2 separate regions of the Homo sapiens genome follow, and region 2 is linked to region 1. A link is an interaction called in ENCODE POLR2A ChIA-PET data of the cell type or tissue named here. Cell type or tissue: OCI-LY7. All regions are shown on one strand. Each heading gives the region's core, and the rest is flanking DNA. Links, peaks and the distances in the headings are about the cores only.

Region 1 (4,390 bases), core at 262-4,261:
TGCATATTGCTGTGCAGTTTGGGCCCAGCTGAGAGTGCCTGACTGTGGGGGCAAATGACAGGTGAAGTCCAGGCCAAGCACCATCTGCCAAGTAGTGCACCTGGTCATGCAGCGGCCTTTGCCTGGAGGAAGGAACACCATTTTCTAATTTGCCCAAAGGCACCAGATGGACTAGCAACAGTCCCAGAAGACTTAGCATGGTTCTGCCAAGGACTGAGGGTGTGAATTCAGGTTTGCTACCACTTATCATTTTGGATAGAAGCTACAATTAATTAGGTAATTCACTTCTTTGGCATTCAATTTCATTGCTTAAAAGGGAGACTTCAGGTGAAATGAACTCATTGTTACTAACTCCACTCCAGCCCTGCATGCCTTCTTGCTGTTCCTCAAGCACATACCTCCTACCCCAGGGCCTTTGCACTCACTGTTTCCACTACCCACCACCTGGCTTGCTTGCTTCCTTCCTTCATTCCTTCCTTCCTTCCCTCCTTCCCTCTTTCCTTTCTCTTTCTCTCTTTCTCCCTTCCTTCCATCCTCTCTTTCTCCCTCCCTCTCTCTTTCTCTTTCTTTCTTTGGGCCTTGGTTTGTTGCCCAGAAGGGAGTGCAGTGCTGTGGTCATAGTTCACTCCAGCCTCAAACTCCTTGGCTCAAGTGATCCTCCCACCTCAGCCTCCTGAGTAGCTGGGACTACAGGTGTGCACCACCATGTCTGGCTAATTTTTTTTTTTTTTTTTTTTTTGAGATGGAGTCTCACTCTGTCACCCAGGTTGGAGTGCAGTGGCACAATCTCGGCTCACTACAACTTCCGCCTCCCAGGTACAAGTAATGTTCCTGCCTCAGCCTCCCGAGTAGCTGGGACTACAGATGCGCACCACCACATCTGGCTAAATTTTGTATTTTTAGTAGAGACCTACTGACCTCGTGATCCACCTGCCTCAGCCTCCCAAAGTACTGGGATTACAGGTGTGAGCCACCGCGCCCAGCCCCTGTCTGGCTAATTTTTATTTTATTTTTTTAGAGATGGAGTCTTGCTATGTCGCCCAGGCTGGTCTCAAACTCCTGGCCTTACGTGATCCTCCCACTTTGGCCTCCCAAAGTGTTGGGATTACAGGCATGAGGGACTGGGCCCAGCCCTAATAAATATTTCTTGAAGGCATAGACTTTTCTTCTTATGTTAAAACTGACTTCCACAATAGGATGCTTCGGCGTTTCATGTTTTGTGTATGTGAGTGTAATTTTGCTCCCTGGTGGGGTGTAAATTTACTTTCTGAGGCATGGGGGTGAAGGTGACAGTGACTAGTATATTGCTTCAGGATGTGTTCTGGCCCCTTCTTATGGTGTCACCATCTTCTAGGATGTGGCCAGAGCACGGTGAGGTATGTAACAAAATGAAACCTTTTGCTTAAAATCAAATTGGCCAGCAGGGCGCGGTGGCTCACGCCTGTAATCCCAGCACTTTGGGAGGCCAAGGCAGGTGGATCACAAGGTCAGGAGATCGAGACCATCCTGGCCAACATGGTGAAACCGTCTCTACTAAAAATACAAAAAAATCAGCTGGGTGCGGTGGTGCACACCTGTAGTCCCAGTTACTCAGGAGGCTGAGGCAGGAGAATGGCTTGAACCCAGGAGGTGGAGGTTGCAGTGAGCTGAGATTGTGCCACTGCACTCCAGCCTGGTGACAGAGTGAGACTCCGTCTCAAAAAAAAAAAAAAAAAAAAATCGGTCAAAGTACAATATTTGCTTCCTACTCTGCTCATCTTCACCTGAAAAATCTACAGATTCTTCAGATTGCAAACCCATGCTTACCAAAGATAAATGCTTGCACTTTGCATGAATTTGAAAATGTATCTCTTATTTTTCATTCAAGACTCCAAGTTGGCCAGACAGGATGACTCATGCCTGTAATCCCAGCACTTTGGGAGGCCAAGGCAGGTGGATCACATGAGGTCAGGAGTTCAAGACCAGTCTGGCTAACATGGTGAAACCTCGTCTCTACCAAAAATACAAAAATTAGCTGGGTGTGGTGGTGCGTACCTGTAATCCCAGCTACTCAGGAGGCTGAGGCAGGAGAATTGCTTGAATCCAGGAGGCAGAGGTTGCAGTGAGCTGAGATTGTGCCACTGCACTCCAGCCTGGGCTAACGAGCGAGACTCCGTCTCAAAAAATAAAAATAAATAAAAATACAAAATAAAAATAAAGACTCCAACTCAATATTTGGGGAAAAAAAGCCACTTTTATCCCTGTCTTTGACCCCTTAATCATTTTTCCTTTGCTGGACCTAGTCCTGTCTCTCTGAACTCTCTGCTGCAATTTCCTGACACTGTGGCCCAGGTCTGGGGAGCTCTTTGGGTGGGGCTGAATGCCGAAGCTCACTCACCACTTCCCTTCTTTTCAAAAGAAGCGAAAGTCTTTCTAGTTCCTTCGGTTTGGGTACTTTCTTTAAGTATGTGCCTGAGTAGACAAGTCATCGTATTTCCTGATTCTGCTCACTGAAAGTAGTTTCTACTTGTGTGCAGGAATAGCTTCTAGCTCTGATGCTTAATTCTTTTGACTTAAATATCCCCATATGGTGGGAGGTCTAGAGAGGAATTTATACCACTGAGACTCTCACTATATATATTTTTTCTGTCAGTTACTCTTGTAAGCTGTGAGTCTTTAATGATTACCATATGCACAGGCCCATATGGTCTGAGCCTCCACTCAGCACGTGTTCCTTGATCATAATGTCACAGAGCAGTGTGGCTTTTCCTGTGAGCATTCTGTGCAACATAGCATGGTGACAGATACCTTATCCGGAGTCGCCATTTTATTTTTTCAACGTTTTCAGTGCGTCTTTGGAAACACTAGCCAGCCACTTGTAGACACGTCAAGTACAGATTCATATTTGAAATATCCTGGGTAAATATTTAAAGTATTTCTGTGCCAAGCAAAGTGGCTCATGCCAGTACTTTGGGAGGCTGAGGCGGGAGGATCAGTTGAGGCCACGAGTTTGAGACCAGTCTCGGCAACATAGTGAGACCCTGTCTCTACAAAAGTAAAAAAATTAGCCGGGCATGGTGCTGCACCTGTAGTCCCAGCTATTCGGGAACCTGAGAAGATGACTTGAGCCTGGGAATTGAAGGCTGCAGAGAGCCACGATTGCATCACTGCACTCCAGCCTTGGCGACAGAGAAAGAACTGTCTCAAAAAACAAAAAACAAACAAAGTCTCTCTGTAAGTTTGTCTGTCCATGATACGCAGGGAAATTCAGAGAGGAATTTGAATGTAACTTTTATCTCTGTAAAACAGTAGCATTCCTTCTTTCTGGCCATACTAAGGACCTGTTCCCTAAATGGCTGGAGCCCACGTTAGTTTGAATTGCTGCGTGTGAAGCAAAAATGCAATTTCATTATCCGAACAAAACAACTTGGCTTCATCGTGGGAAGCTCGTTAATTTCAAATGGAAAATAATCAACCCAGAAAAGGATGGGTGGGCTTTTTCTTCCTCTTTTTCCTGTAAACTAGAGGAAAATGGTTTTTGGCTGAAAGATAGCTTGGCAAGAAGCTTGACTCTTCAAAAGGAAGCCCCTGTAGAGAGCAGATAGGCTCTGACAGTGGGGGGCACAGGTCTGTGTCCATTTGTCACACGATTTTGAAACTGGCAGGGGTGCCCCTGCTGCTTATATCACAAGAGGGTTTCCACAAGGCACGTGTTCTCCAGTGAGGGTTCTCAGTAACTCATGAGCCATTTGCGACTCGGTACAAATTCCCAGGGGCCCAATCTCTCCTCTTTTGCCTGCTCCACCTAATTCTAGATTAATGTCATGGGTGGGTGAGAAGAAAAAGAAAATTATAAGACTTTCTATCTATTTTTATTTTTATTTTTTATGACACAGGGTCTTGCTCTGTCACCCAGGCTGGAGTGCAGTGGTGCAATTATGGCTTACTGCAGCCTCAACCTCCCAGGCTCCAGCTATCCTCCCACCTCAGCCTCCTGAGTAGCTGGAACCACAGGTGTGCACCACTACACCTGGTTAAGTTTTGTATTTTTTGTAGGGATGGGGTCTTGCTATGTTGCCCAGGCTGGTTTTGAACTCCTGAGCTCAAGCAATCCACCTGCCCAAGCCTCCCAAAGTGCTGGGATTACAGGTATGAACAGTCACGCCCAGCTTCTAGCTATTTTATTTTAGATTCAGGGGGTGCACGTGCATGTTTGTTACATGGGTGTGTTGCATCCTGGTGGGACTGGACTTCTAGCTTACCCATCACCCAAATAATGAACGTTGTACCCTTTAGCTTTTTAAATAGTAACAATGAAAGCAAATCTGAAAACCACTGGATTATACACCCCAGTCTATAAAGATAGAAGCAAATTATATGTAAACACTGCATACATGTTGGGGATCAGCAA
Region 2 (4,390 bases), core at 159-4,158, 86 kb after region 1:
TTGATTTGTTACAATCATTCCATGGGTGGAATGCAAACAAAAGTTCTATTTACTCCAATATTCCCCCCACTTTAAAATTCATAATTTTGAGAAATGTCTGATAGACAATAAGATAAAGTTTTCTTCGGAAAAAATGGAAGCAGTCAGTGAAACCTATTATGTAGAGGGGGCAGTCAGATGAGACTGAAGAGGTCCTATTGGAATTAGGGTGAGAGGAGAAAGGAAGGGAAGGCAACTTTCTTCAGTCTTCAGCTGCAGACTTCACTGGCTTCTTCCTGCTAATGCTGCCTGTGACTTGAAACAGGTCCTCCTGCTTCAGGCCAGACCTGTTTTTAAGCTGCTGCTCCCTCCCTGAATTCCTTCTCATGATTTGAGTGATTACTGAATACACAAGACTTGGTGCCTAGACAACAGAAGATTATATAAATGTCTGTGTACATTTGTGTACCCCTCCTGGGAACCAGTTAACAGCTGTCCTTGATCAGCAGGGATCTTGGTGACACTGGTTTTTCCTGTGTGCTTCCTTTCATGTGCATTTCAGAGTGGTATCCTCAGTAAAGTACTTTACTTAATCATTGGTGTTCATACCAACTATTAATCTCACCACCAAGATCTGTTCAGTTGTTTTCAGTTCAGTGTCTTACACTTAATAAATGATTTCAGTTGTTTTCAGTTCAGTGTCTTACACTTAATAAATGATAACTAAAGTGATTTTGACTTGGCTTCTGTTATCCTGGGTGCTTCTAATTTCCAGATGGGTCTGAAACTGGGTATTTAAATTTAGTCTTATTTTTGCATATGGAGCTAAAAGTATCCTTTGGGACAGGCTGTGTATGATATGGCAAGTCTGCTTATCAAAATAGACATTTTCCTGTCTAATAACAATTTTGGATGGAAAAAAAGCTTTGGGGGCTGGGCGTGACGGCTCACCCCTGTAATCCCAGCATTTTGGGAGGCCGAGGTGGGTGAATCACTTGAGGTCAGGAGTTTGAGACCAGCCTGGCCAACATGGAGAAACCTCGTCTCTACTAAAAATACAAAAATTAGCTGGGCGTGGTGGCGGGCGCCTGTAATCCCAGCTACTTGGGAGGCTGAGGCAGGAGAATAGCTTGAACCCAGGAGGCAGAGGCTGCAGTGAGCTGAGATTGCGCCACTGCACTCCAGCCTGAGTGGAAGAGTGAGACTCTGTCTCACAAAAAACAAAAGCTTTGGAATGTTTTAATAGAGTGGTATGAACTTGGTGTTTACAGATTAAGAGCGGTCATTTCTTGGTTCTTTACAGTATGCCAGGTGCTGTGTTATGCAAACCCTCCCTAGATGTCCATGCTTAATTCAGCTCTTTGAGTATTCCATTTACATTTACAAGTAGAAAAATGGAGTCAGGGAGAAGTTAGGTAATTTGCCTTTGGGGTCATATAACTAGGAACTGGTAGAGCCAGGATTCAAACCCAGGTTACCCATTCTCCTATACATCAGAGACCAGTGTGTAAGAACTGTAGGATTTGAATTCATATTGGAAATTTCCTCCCCTTTATGGATCTTTAATCTTTCTTTCTTTGGCTCCTTCACATAATTTGGATAAGCACAAGTTTCACCTATTTTGGCCAGTGCCTTAAGTTACTCCACCAACGTGCACCTCTTCCCAGGAGAAGACTGGGTCACATTGAAAAGTAGCCCACTGCAGGCATGACATTGTTATGAAATTTTATGTTTCATGTAAAAGATTAAAAGTTACTTTCCACTGTGCGCAACTGACACACCAGAAAAAGGTATCTTTTTTTAATGCCTACCCCTATCCACACACCGTACCTCAGGTTGAGACACAGGCTATAGAACTTTCCAGTCATGTCATAATCATATATGGAGTTCAGTTAATTCACTATGTTGTTGTTGTGGGGGTCAGGTTGGGAGGAGGTCACCGACACAGAACAAGCAGGCAATAGCGAGGGGTTGAACTGAGGAGTAACACAGATCCGAACAGTGTAAGGGAGAAGATTTGATGACTGGAGATGGGGAGCTTAGTTCCTCCATTTCTGGTTTCTTCTTGGTTTCTGCCACTGTTTTTCTTTACGCTCCTGTCCTTTAATTGTGGGAGTGTCTTCAGTCCTTTTCCCACTTACTCACCCCCACCGCCCCAATTGTGCGTTTGCCCATTGTCTTGGTTTCAGCTCTCATTTCTGTCTGAGTGGCTTCTAAACTGCCTGTGGCTTTAATGAGCTCCAGTTCAGTGAATCCACCTGAGCCCTAATTTGCTGTAGCAAATTTGCAGTTGCTCAGTGGCTATATCCTGGATATTTGAATGTCTCAGAGTGAGTACGTTTGATTTTAACCGCTCTTCCTCCAAAGCCAGCTGTAAGCATTTTTAAGTGGTACACAAATTGATAGGAAGAGAACATTCCCAGATCCACTGTAGATGAGGCTCAGGTTCCTATTTTATCAGCCAAGGTTGCTGAACTGCCCTGGAAGCGGGCAGCCACATTTGCTGGAAAAGAGACAATATACTGAGGTGTAGTTTTCTCTGGCCCCTTGGTGCCCTGTGAGGCACACAGCTGTCTGTGATAATGTCAGAGATTACATCACAGTGCCAATGGAACTAACAGGAACCACCTGTGCACTTCCTTTTACAGGAATGTTCATAAACAGCAGGTTCTCCTAGGCTTTGAACAAAATTTAGCTTCTCCAAGGCCAAAAGCCTCATTGTGAAGAGAAAGAAAGGTGGGTGTTCTTCTTAACGATGACTCTGCTTGTAGCCTTCCAGTGTCCTGCAACGCTGGTTTCCACAGCTGTCTTCCTTGCTTAATTGGTGTACACTGCCCTCGGCATGCAACTGAAAACGTTAGGGCCATACGTCCTAATGGTTAAGAATGTGGACCGTAAAACTAGACATGTTGGCTTCTAAATTCCAGCCCTGCTTATTGCTGGTTTTATGAATTTAGACAAGTTATTTATTCTCTCCAAACCTCCATTTTCTTAACTGAAACAGGCTAATTAGAGTACCTACCACAAAAGTTGGTAGTGAGAATTAAATCCGATAACACATTAGAAGTATTTAGTGCAGTGCCTGGCACATACCAAAGGTCAGTAAATGCTAATTGCTATTATTAATTAACAGTATTGTTGGTAAATACCCTAAAAAAGCTGTTTTTATTTTTTCTGTCTCTGCTATCTGGTCAATAACCTGATATTGTCATCTCTTCCTACTCATAGAATCTCATGTTGTCATTTGTCTCTCTGAGTTACTGCTGCTACCTTCTTTGAGCAGATACTCATTACCACTTCATTGTGTGTACAGAATGTTGGTACAGAAGTCATCTTCCTTTTTAGAAATGACCATTAGGCCTGGTGCAGTGGCTCACGCCTGTAATCCCAGCACTTTGGGAGGCCGAGGTGGGTGGATCACTTGAGATCAGGAGTTTGAGACCAGCCTGGCCAATGTGGCAAAACTCCATCTCTACTAAAAATACAAAAAATACAAAAATTTGCCAGGTGTAGTGGCGTGCGCTGGTAATCCCAGCTACTTGGGGGTCTGAGGCAGGAGAATTGCTTGAACCTGGGAGGCAGAGGTTGCAGTGAGCAGAGATTGCACCACTGCATTCCAGCCCCGGTGACAGAGTGAGACCCTGTCTCAAAAAAAAGAAAGAAAAAAAAAGAAGAAATGACCATTTATTCTTTGGATCTACTCTACCACACTGAGTCTAAATTACTCAGTTTGCCTTTCAAAGCCTGTCATATTGAGGCCTGTATATGGTATTTTCCATTACTCTTGTTTTTCTTTTACATACCCTCCACTCTAGTCAGACACAGGAATGTGTACAAGGCATGCATTTTTCTTTCTCTTTTTGTCTAAATTGGCACCCTGTATTGCTTTGCCAGGCACATGCCCATTTGTCTCTCATGGGACAGTTTTGACCCTGTTATGTGGAGGTCGCATGTGACCTTTGTCTGGCCTGCGCTTTCCCAGGGTCTGAGATGATCAGGGTCTTGGCTGTTGCACCTCCTCTAGGCTGCGCCCTAGCCTGCCTTTAGGAGTCTAGATTCTGGGAAACTTTATTACTCTGTTGCTATTTATTAATCTGGAGTCAAGAGTACTAGAAATCACACCATTTTTTTTATGCCTAAGCCCTGTTAAAAGGAATTCTGTTCCTGAAATTTGGACTGCATATGACATCACTATACCGTCAGGCCCCTGTATGCATGGGTTCTGCATCAGGGAATTCAACCAACTGCAGATAAAAAATACTAACAAAAAAATGAATGGTTCTTTCTGTACTGAATATGTCCAGGCTTTTTTTCTGTCATGATTCCCCAAACAATATAACAACTATTTACATAGCATTTGCATTGTATTAGGTATTGTAAGTAATCTAGAGATGATTTAAAGTGTGCAGGA

The links. Peaks named below come from ENCODE experiments on the same cell type or tissue, not always from the same donor. Only the 100,000 strongest peaks of a DNase experiment are listed, where the experiment ranks them.
Region 2: POLR2A ChIA-PET joins it to region 1 with 5 read pairs; 4 of 35 experiments call an interaction of 5 or more read pairs at or near these places.

What each region holds. Positions count from the first base shown.
Region 1 is chr10:28,366,375-28,370,764 of GRCh38, reverse strand. No RefSeq gene overlaps it. Among named protein-coding and RNA genes, the nearest start is that of MPP7-DT, 65 kb to the right of the region's middle. In OCI-LY7, for the core only: no CTCF peak of the experiment used is centred there; a DNase peak (open chromatin) is centred at 2,404; H3K4me3 peaks cover 493 bases; H3K27ac peaks cover 2,168 bases.
Region 2 is chr10:28,280,335-28,284,724 of GRCh38, reverse strand. All of the region lies in intron 1 of MPP7 (MAGUK p55 scaffold protein 7), which reads left to right. Among named protein-coding and RNA genes, the nearest start is that of MIR8086, 6.8 kb to the left of the region's middle. In OCI-LY7, for the core only: a CTCF peak has its summit at 4,026; DNase peaks (open chromatin) are centred at 384, 2,214 and 2,564; H3K4me3 peaks cover 3,399 bases; H3K27ac peaks cover 4,000 bases.